Regions from separate parts of the Homo sapiens genome. Here region 1 is linked to region 2. A link is a loop called in an ENCODE intact Hi-C map of the cell type or tissue named here. Cell type or tissue: IMR-90. All regions are shown on one strand. Links, peaks and the distances in the headings refer to the core of each region. The heading gives the core; the rest is flanking DNA. Region 1 has its middle 63 kb from the start of LINC02077. Region 2 has its middle 210 kb from the start of LINC02077.

Region 1 (4,410 bases), core at 237-4,236, 140 kb before region 2:
TTGCATTTGTTGCTGAAAAGAAGAAAGAAGAACAACAATATACTAAAGAGAATTCCAGTTTCTGGTCCAGCATGTAAGGAGCTTCGAAGTCACCACCCCATACTAACAGCAAGTAAAAAGCCAAACAAATGGAAAAATCAACACCTCTTCTTAGATTCCTCAGATAAGTGAGGTTGTAGGCCAAACCACTGCTCCTAAAGCTGGAGAGACAGGTAGACGGAGAGAATCATAACTTACACGAGCAGAAACCCCTGCATGAACAACTAGCTGCGTGGATAGGAAAACCTCAACTAGTGATTGACCATTTATTGTAGACTCACTGTGGTCAAATCCAGGAGTTAAAAACTCCAGGGGCACCAGTTATGAGAGGTCCCCTACACTTCTGTGAGTTTTCCCTCTGGGAGCTCTACCAGGTTCTCACAGTAAATATTGGAGACGAATCCCCTTCATACTTCCAGCACAAAGAGGGGAAAAAAGTAACCATTGAAATATACCAGAGTATCCTGGTTTTCTTAACAAAGCCTGCCCTCAGGAAACAGTTTCTTACTAGAGCTTAAACTACTGGGATTTTACCAGAGCCTAATCAGCCTGTGGAAAAATAAATATCCAACACTAGCCCTCTCTAGTTATTCTGTACTACCTAAGAGTGGGGGGCGGGAGTGGGGGGAAGTAAAGAAAGAACTGAAAACTGCTTGTGAAGTTCACAGCCCAAGGGCTAAAGCTGACTAAAAGATTGACACCTAATCATAAGACTACAGAACATTTTCCCTCTCTCCACCCCTTACCACTACATTACTGAAGGCCTTTTTTTTTTAATTTTGTGAACTTATTTTCATGATTGATCTGTTTTTTAAAATTTTATTATTATTATACTTTAAGTTTTAGGGTACATACTAAAGGCTTTTTACAACATTCCTTTTACTTGGTTCCTTCAACCAAGTATATTATGTCCCCTTTCAAAGAAAAAAAATGCAAGGAATACTAAAAGGCAAAAAAAAAATTTTTTTTAACTGACATAGCAAGCATAAGTGCTAGACACAGATCTATCAGGGATATTGGAATTATCAGAACATGAGTTTAAAACAACTTTCGTATGCTAAGAGCTCTCATGGAATGAGACAAAGGCCAGAATAGATAATGTAAGCAAAGAGGTGAAAGGTCTAAGAAAGAATTAAAAAGAAATGCTAGAGATAAAAAAAAAAGGAACAATACTGCCAGCACAACAATGCTGTAACATAAACAAAGAATGCTTTCAATAGACTCATCACAGCTGAGAAATAATCTCTGAGCTTAAGGATATGTCAATAAAAACTTCCAAAAATGAAAATCCAAGAGAAAAAGACTAAAAGAATGAAACAAAACCCCAAAACCCAGAATAGAATATTCAAGAACTCTGAGACAACTACAAAGAGTGTAACATACATGTAATAACAATACCATGAGACGAGAAAGGGAAAGGAACAGAAGTAATATTTGAATAAATAATGACTGAGAATTTTCCCTAAATTAATGTCAGACACACAATCACAGATCCAGTATGTTCACAGAACACCAAGGAGAAGAAATGTCAACAAACTACATCTAGGCATGTCAAATTAAACTGCAGAAAAAAACAAAGAAAAATACATTAAAAAGATAATTAAACTGTCCCCAAACGTCCTTCCCATTGGTTTTAGATAGTCTCTTACTATTACAGTATCAATTCATCATTCTCATCCTAACAAGTAAAACACAAGAGATTATTTACTTAAGTCAAATAAACATTTAGCAAACTATCAGGCATCAGATAAGTTATTTCACACGAATTTGAACTTACTGAAATAACTGGCTTTGAATTAAAGCAAACCTGAGTTTTACTTCTTGGTCACACTCTAAACACGTTTGACATTTAAAAAAATACTACCTTAATTTCACTAAGGCTTTGTTTTTGATGCCATAAAAAAGATAGCAGTATTTATTTAGCAGGACTATTATATAATAAATTATGTCTGTAAAACTAGGTAATATCTAATAATAGTAGCTTCTTTGTATACAACAGCTACTCTCTTTAGGAGTAGTGAAAAGTTACAGAAATATAGAAATATGAAGGAAACAGAACAAGAAATATGTTCCTAATGTTATTTTCTAGCCTTCTAATCATATCTCAATTCCATAAAACTCATTTTGACAGAAAATCCAGTCCCAGTCATTTCAGGCAATCTTACAACAGGGCAGAGGCCAACATCACAAATCCACTCCAACTGGAGCATTTTCTGTCCTTGATTTCTATTAGACCAGTCTTCTCTCTAGATCATATAAACAGAAGCCTATAGCATTTCAAAAAATGTCTTGCTGATTCAGCAAGCAGAATAAACATCAGGAAAACAAGAGATAACATTACACAATTAAGCATATGAAGTCATATCTCTAGTCAAAATTTGATTGCAAAAATCTTTTGGCCCCAAAGGCCAGGAATTCCTCCCAGCATTTCCAGCAATGTTCTCTCCTTGGCCTCTTCTGTAGGGTCAGCAGCTTTAAGGCAATGTGTCTCAACTCTACTTGCATATTGTAATCATCTGGAGTGTTTTTAAATAGACTGCTGCTTGGGCCCTGCCCTCAGAAAATTTGGGCTTAATTGGTCTCTGGTGAGGCCTTGGGTGTACTGTTGAAGTGAAAGCTCCCCAGGTGATATTAATGAGCATTCAGGGCTCAGAGCCACTGATTTAAAGCAAACTTTTACTTAAGCCTCAGGGCAATTCCTCTGTTCATCCCCGGGCAACACCCTCTGTACTATGAGTCTGTATTCCATTCACTTAGAATTGCCACTTTGCCTCCTGGGGTCCATGCTCGTTGCCTCGTGCTAGTTTGTTCACTGATATGCTCCCAGTTATTCCTTCCATCGGCTGTGGATTGACTGCTCCACCACTTGTGCATCAGTGCATCACTGTATTCCTCGGTTATTCACTGATTCTTGGCATTGAGGAAATGGCTTCTTTGGTGTGGGATTCTCTGCACTGAGGCAAACTATGCGTTTTAAATGTCAGCTGTTTCTTGAACGAAGGTCACCCAGCTCTAAAGTAGTGTGTAAAATGTGCTCTTCTCTTTAAGGAGATGATGTACATCAAGCACTTTGCATATGGAAGCACTCAAAAAAGGCCTCCTTTGTGAATAACATTGGTTTCCTTGCCTATATTTTTTACTGGGCTCAGTGTTCTGTGGCTCTGGGGTCAAGTTCACAAGTACCATAACAATGATCTCTAACAACATTCCTCATGTTACCTGTCTACACTTTAGCTCTAAGATTTATCAGATTTTCTTATTCACTAGGCATAGTTTAAATCTCTTTTCAATTAAAATGTACAAGTTCTCTTATGTAATTACCAAATTCCTTTGCTCCTAAGAACTCATCCTTTTGGGGTCTCATGGAGGCTGTGGCCATCACTTTTCTTGCACATAAATAGTGAATTGTCCCTTACCCAAAATGAAAGCAGATCACCTATGAGATTAAAAGGATAGTCTTACTGAAAAACATTTCCTCATATTTAATGATAAATATATCCACTCCTACATCAATTTTGGGTTAAACCCTTACTTAGCACTCCACAAAGATAATATTCATGTGTGTCTGAGAATTTCTGTATTCACACTTACATTATTATAAGACTTTTCTCCTTTATTTTGTTTGCAAGTTCATTGTAACATAAATACAAAATTCACATTTTTACAAACACTGTGAGAAATGTTCTAAGAGTCAGTAAGGACAGAGAATTAGCTCTCTTTATTTTGTGATCTGCCTGTGAATAACACCCCCAGCCATTTTCACAAGATGGTATATGGTTTTACCTTTGCACAACCCATTATTTTATGAAGCAGTATTATCAGTAAAGAAATATGATTACTACGAAACCACACTGTGAAGACCAGAACTGAATGCTACAATAGAAAAGAGGTTTCAATAACCATTCTCAATTTGTTTCCTTTTTCTTTTCCTTATGAAAATCCTAGTAACTAGTATTTTAAATCTAATTATCCTAGTAATTAGATTTCTAGTAATTAGTCTATCTTTTTAAAATCAGCTCTAACCTGAGATGTCAATGATGTTTAAATTATTTTAGCTGATCAATTTCATAATTCAAGATTTGACTTGTCACAGGAGATTCTGAGGAGAATCATGGTTAAGTTCAATAAGAAATTGGTAATAAATGTTTAAGGAGATTTACACACAAAAGTTTTGACTTGGTTTTCCTCAGTCATAAAATGAACTTTAAGAAGCATCTTTATTTATATTTAGACACATGAAATCATTGTGGCTTACAACCAAAAGAAAAAATTCTTTTTCTTGCTTATAAAAATTCTTTCAGCCAATGACAGCCCTCAGTATCTAGACTTTGGCTAATATTTTCACTCCACAAATATGAAAAAAAGTTATTC
Region 2 (4,410 bases), core at 236-4,235:
TTTTATGAGACTATTGTTACCTTGATATCAAAACAAAGATAATACAGAGAAAGAAATCTGCAGACCAATAACTTTCAGTAAATTAGATCCACAAGTTTCAACAAAATGCTAGCAAAACAATTTTAGCATATAAAAAAGATTATATCTCATGACCAAGTGAGAATTATCCCCAAAATACAAGGTTTGTGGAACATTTAAAAGCCAATTAATGTACCACATCAATACTACAAAAGGCAAAAAAACCACATGATCATCCCAAAAGATGCAGAAAAGTCATTTGACACACTCAACATTGTTTTCTTGATAAAATTACTCCAAAAACTAGCATTAGAAGAAAACTTGCTTAGCCTGATAAAGGGCATATATGACAAACCCACAGCGAACATGAGACTTAATGGTAAATATGTTGATTAATTTTGTGTCAATTTGACTAGGCCACAGGATGCCAGGTATTTGGTTAAACATTAATTCTGGGTATGTCTGTGAGAGTGATTATGGAAGATATTAGCATTTGAATTTGTAAACTGAGCAAAGCAGATAGACCTCCTCAGTGTGGATGTAGATCATCCAACTTACTGAGGATCCAAATAGAACAGAAAGGTAGAGAAAGATTGGGTTCACTCTCCCTCTGCCTGTTTGAGCTGGGACACTGATCTTCTCCTGCCTTTGGTGCTCCTGCTTCTCAGATTTTTAGACTCAGGCTGGAATCTATACTGTTAGTTCTCCGGCTCTCAGGCCTTCAAGCTACAACACAGGCTCTTGTGGGTCTCCGATCTGCAGACAACAAATTATAGGACTTCTCGCCTCCATAATTACATGAGCCAATTCCTTATAATAAATCTCATTATATATTATGTATTATAAAAATACATAATATATAATATATAAATTATTAAATATTGAAATATAAATAATATATAAATTATTAAATATAGAAATATAAATTATTTGCCTGATATAAAATAATATATAAATATTCAATATGATAAATATAATATATAAATATATGGTAATATATATTTATACCCAGAGGATATATATGTATATATATTCCATTGGTTCTGTTTCTCTTTAGAACCCCTACTAATATAGTATAAGATTTAAAACATTGAATGCATTTTCTTTATGATCAGAACAAGGCAAGAATGTCTTCTTTCAATCCTTTTATTAAAAATAGTATTGAAGTCCTAGCCACTGAAACAAGGCAATGACAAATAAAGGCATTCAGATTAGAAAGAAATAAAACTGTTCCTATTTGCTGATTCCATTTATATCACAGTTTTGAAATTACAAAATTACAGCAATGGAGAATTGACAGTGGTTGCCAAGGGTTAAGGGAGGGGGTGGATGGGGGCAGGATGTTTGGTTTTGAAAGAGTAACAGGAGGAATCCTTGTGGCAGTGGAACAATTCTGTATTTTGATGTGGTCGTGGATGCATGGACTCACACGTGATAAAATTGCTCACAGAATGAAAAAGCTAAACAAATACAAGTAAAATTGGAGAAATCAAAGAAAAAATGGTAGATTATACAAATGTTGATATTCTGGTTGTAATATTGTACTATAATTTTGCAAGCTGCTATTAGTGAGGGAAACTGAGTAAGAGGTGCACAGAATCTGTCTGTCTGTATAATTATAACTGCATGTGAATTTACAATAATATCCAGAAGGTTTTAAAAAGCACATTTAATGCCATAATTATTTGTTTTTTATAACCCAAAAATTGCCAACTCTGGGGACATATTATGGCAATTATTTGAAATGGTTTGAAATACTTCCATACCTCACTCACATTTACAGGATCATATATAATAATAGTGGAATCATTATGAATGCACATAATCAAAGAGAACCACAATTTGACAGTGCTGATAAGAATGAAATAAACTTGAGGCAGAATAGTATGGTTGAGAAAATAATCTATGCCACTCTCTGTAATAAAGTGTTCAAAATCAGGTGTGTAACCAGCAACTTTTGAGAGTAAAAGGGAGTTGACGAAAGATATTAGAACTGATGAAATTACTATCAGCTCTCCAAAAGTAAAGACTATTTTATTATTTACAAACAAAACACTGATATCTCTCCTTCTCCACTTCCAATCCACAAAGGAATTAAGGTGGCTCCAAAACCAAAGTTGCTTTTGTGATTACTAGTGTTCACTTAAAAAATATTGGTCATTTTTCTTTAAAATTAATAGACATCTTCCAGAGGAAGTCAAGAATATTTATGTGATTGCAGTCAACTTTTACAGATCTGAAAACCATTGCTCAAACAGATTCTCATATAAAACCTGAGATTGATAAGGGCACTGAGTCTGGTTTCATCATCAAGTGGTGATTTTAAGGTACTCCAAGCCAAGATTTCATGTGCAGTCACAGGCAAGTCAAAATGTCTGCTGTAAAATGATGTCTGGTTTCAATTAAGCTCATGATGAGACATTTACATATAATTGTTTACATGATTTCATGTCAATGTCTTTACATCATATCCTGTAGATAAGAACTGGAATTTACAGTGAGCTTGAACTTATTCTTGTAACTATTTCACAACGGAAAGCTAAAGTTCATTTGTAATTGTTTTCTGTATTTTAAAAGACATTCTTTTTTAGCTTTAATTATTTATAGATAAAATGTTTTATATGTCTATCTTTAACAAAGAAAATGTCATTATGTATTATTTTCTTATGAAATCCCTAAGTAATTTTCCATCCAATAGGTCAGAGATTCTTTATTAAAAAAAAAAAAAACTATTCCTTTCACCTTTCACATGTACATTTCCAAATAATCAATTTTTACCTGAATTTAATTGAATAAGAACTAAATATGTAATCTTTTATTTTAAAATATCTTTTCTATATTCTGGATATGTCACAGGAACTTTTTTTTGAAATCTGAAATCATGCAAATGCCTTTCGTTAAAATACCAGAGATTTTACTCCCCTGAAAATTTGCATTGTTAGGAATATATAGCATAAAAAGACCCAAATGCTATTAAGGTTTTTAAGCTGTCAACTGAATTCTGCACACTACATTTATTCTGTTTCCATTTGCTACCAAGGAAAAGTGCAAAGTCAAACATGTTCTTACAAAAAGCACTATAAGCTGCATGTAAATGAGACCACTTTTCCTGAGGATCTATCTTCAATTTGATAGTGCATTTAAGTGCTTGCTTTCACTTAGAATAGACTGAAATATACAAATAGAAATTGAGAGCAGTGAAAATGACATGTATCCAAGATTTTACCCAAGAATAAAAGAATCAAAACAGATTATGCTGTCTCTTTAAAAGACCTATTTGATTAATTAAACGATTACTTTCTATAAAAAAAATACAGATGTTAAATGTAAAAACAAATGTTTCAGGCAATAGTGACCAAAAGGAAATACTAATCTGGCAACTTTATTGAAAAATATTGCTGTGATACAGTGTCTTTCTTTTCTTATTTTTTCTTTCTTGGTCTAAATACCATTTTGCAAACTGCAGATGGTTTGGATTTATAGCTATAGCTATTTACTATACATGTGCCATTTTCCAACTGGTAGGAGATTTGCAGATGTGTAAGCCTGTTAATCCAGACCAAAACACTCTAACCATTTTTTCTTTTTCAATTCATGATTTATAGACATATCTTAAGATTACAATATTAGTTTTTATGGCCTATTTTATGAAAATTATTCATACTGTAGTTATTTTTACAGTGGTTTTCCAATTGAAACCCATTTTGGATGGGTGTGACTTTGACAGGCATAGTTGCATAGTGGTGAAAATTATGGTTTGTGTTGTCAGACACACCTAGGTCTAGATTCTGTCTTCTTCTAATTAACCGTACCACAGAGGGTAAGTCACTAAATCACTCAGAGCTTGTTTCTCTGCTTTTGTATAATAGATATAATAATGCCTAACTCATCAGTGAAATAATACCTATAAATTTCTAAAATAGTCCTAGAATTTAGAAAAGACAGTAAATGTTAGCTCTTACGATTTTAACTTGTTTCAACTGAATGTGACATTTTAATTAATCTCTGGAAAGGCATCTCTGCCCATAATAAAAACAATTTTTATTTTTTAGAGGTGATATAAAATGGAGATCAACCTAGTTTTCATGTCAGATTGTATATTGCATGTAAAAATTCATTTCTATTCTTTCTGTAGGAGAATACCTCCTCAGGCCCTTGAATTTGGATTTACCACTTTATATTCTTAGGCCAATGTATGTGAGCAGAGATAATTTAAGCTGCTTTCCAGCAGAAGCTTAAATATCAAAGTTACTACTTTGCTTCCAAAAAGAGAGCTGGTATGCTCTGCATACAGGGGACTCTACATCCCAGGTCCTGGATCTGAGCTGAACAGAGATAACAACAACCAAAGTAAAGCAGTCAGGATAATTAATGTGAATGAAAAAAAAAAAA

The links. A loop is a pair of places that touch in the nucleus more often than their neighbours do. Peaks named below come from ENCODE experiments on the same cell type or tissue, not always from the same donor. Only the 100,000 strongest peaks of a DNase experiment are listed, where the experiment ranks them.
Region 1: a loop joins it to region 2, with 2.7 times the contacts of the local background. A loop is called at or near these places in 1 of 110 quality-filtered maps.

The regions. Positions count from the first base shown.
Region 1 is chr3:78,110,055-78,114,464 of GRCh38, forward strand. No RefSeq gene overlaps it. Among named protein-coding and RNA genes, the nearest start is that of LINC02077, 63 kb to the left of the region's middle. RefSeq lists an enhancer at 2,466-2,967. In IMR-90, for the core only: no CTCF peak of the experiment used is centred there; no DNase peak of the experiment used is centred there; H3K27ac peaks cover 461 bases.
Region 2 is chr3:78,253,208-78,257,617 of GRCh38, forward strand. No RefSeq gene overlaps it. Among named protein-coding and RNA genes, the nearest start is that of LINC02077, 210 kb to the left of the region's middle. In IMR-90, for the core only: no CTCF peak of the experiment used is centred there; a DNase peak (open chromatin) is centred at 2,434; H3K27ac peaks cover 1,007 bases.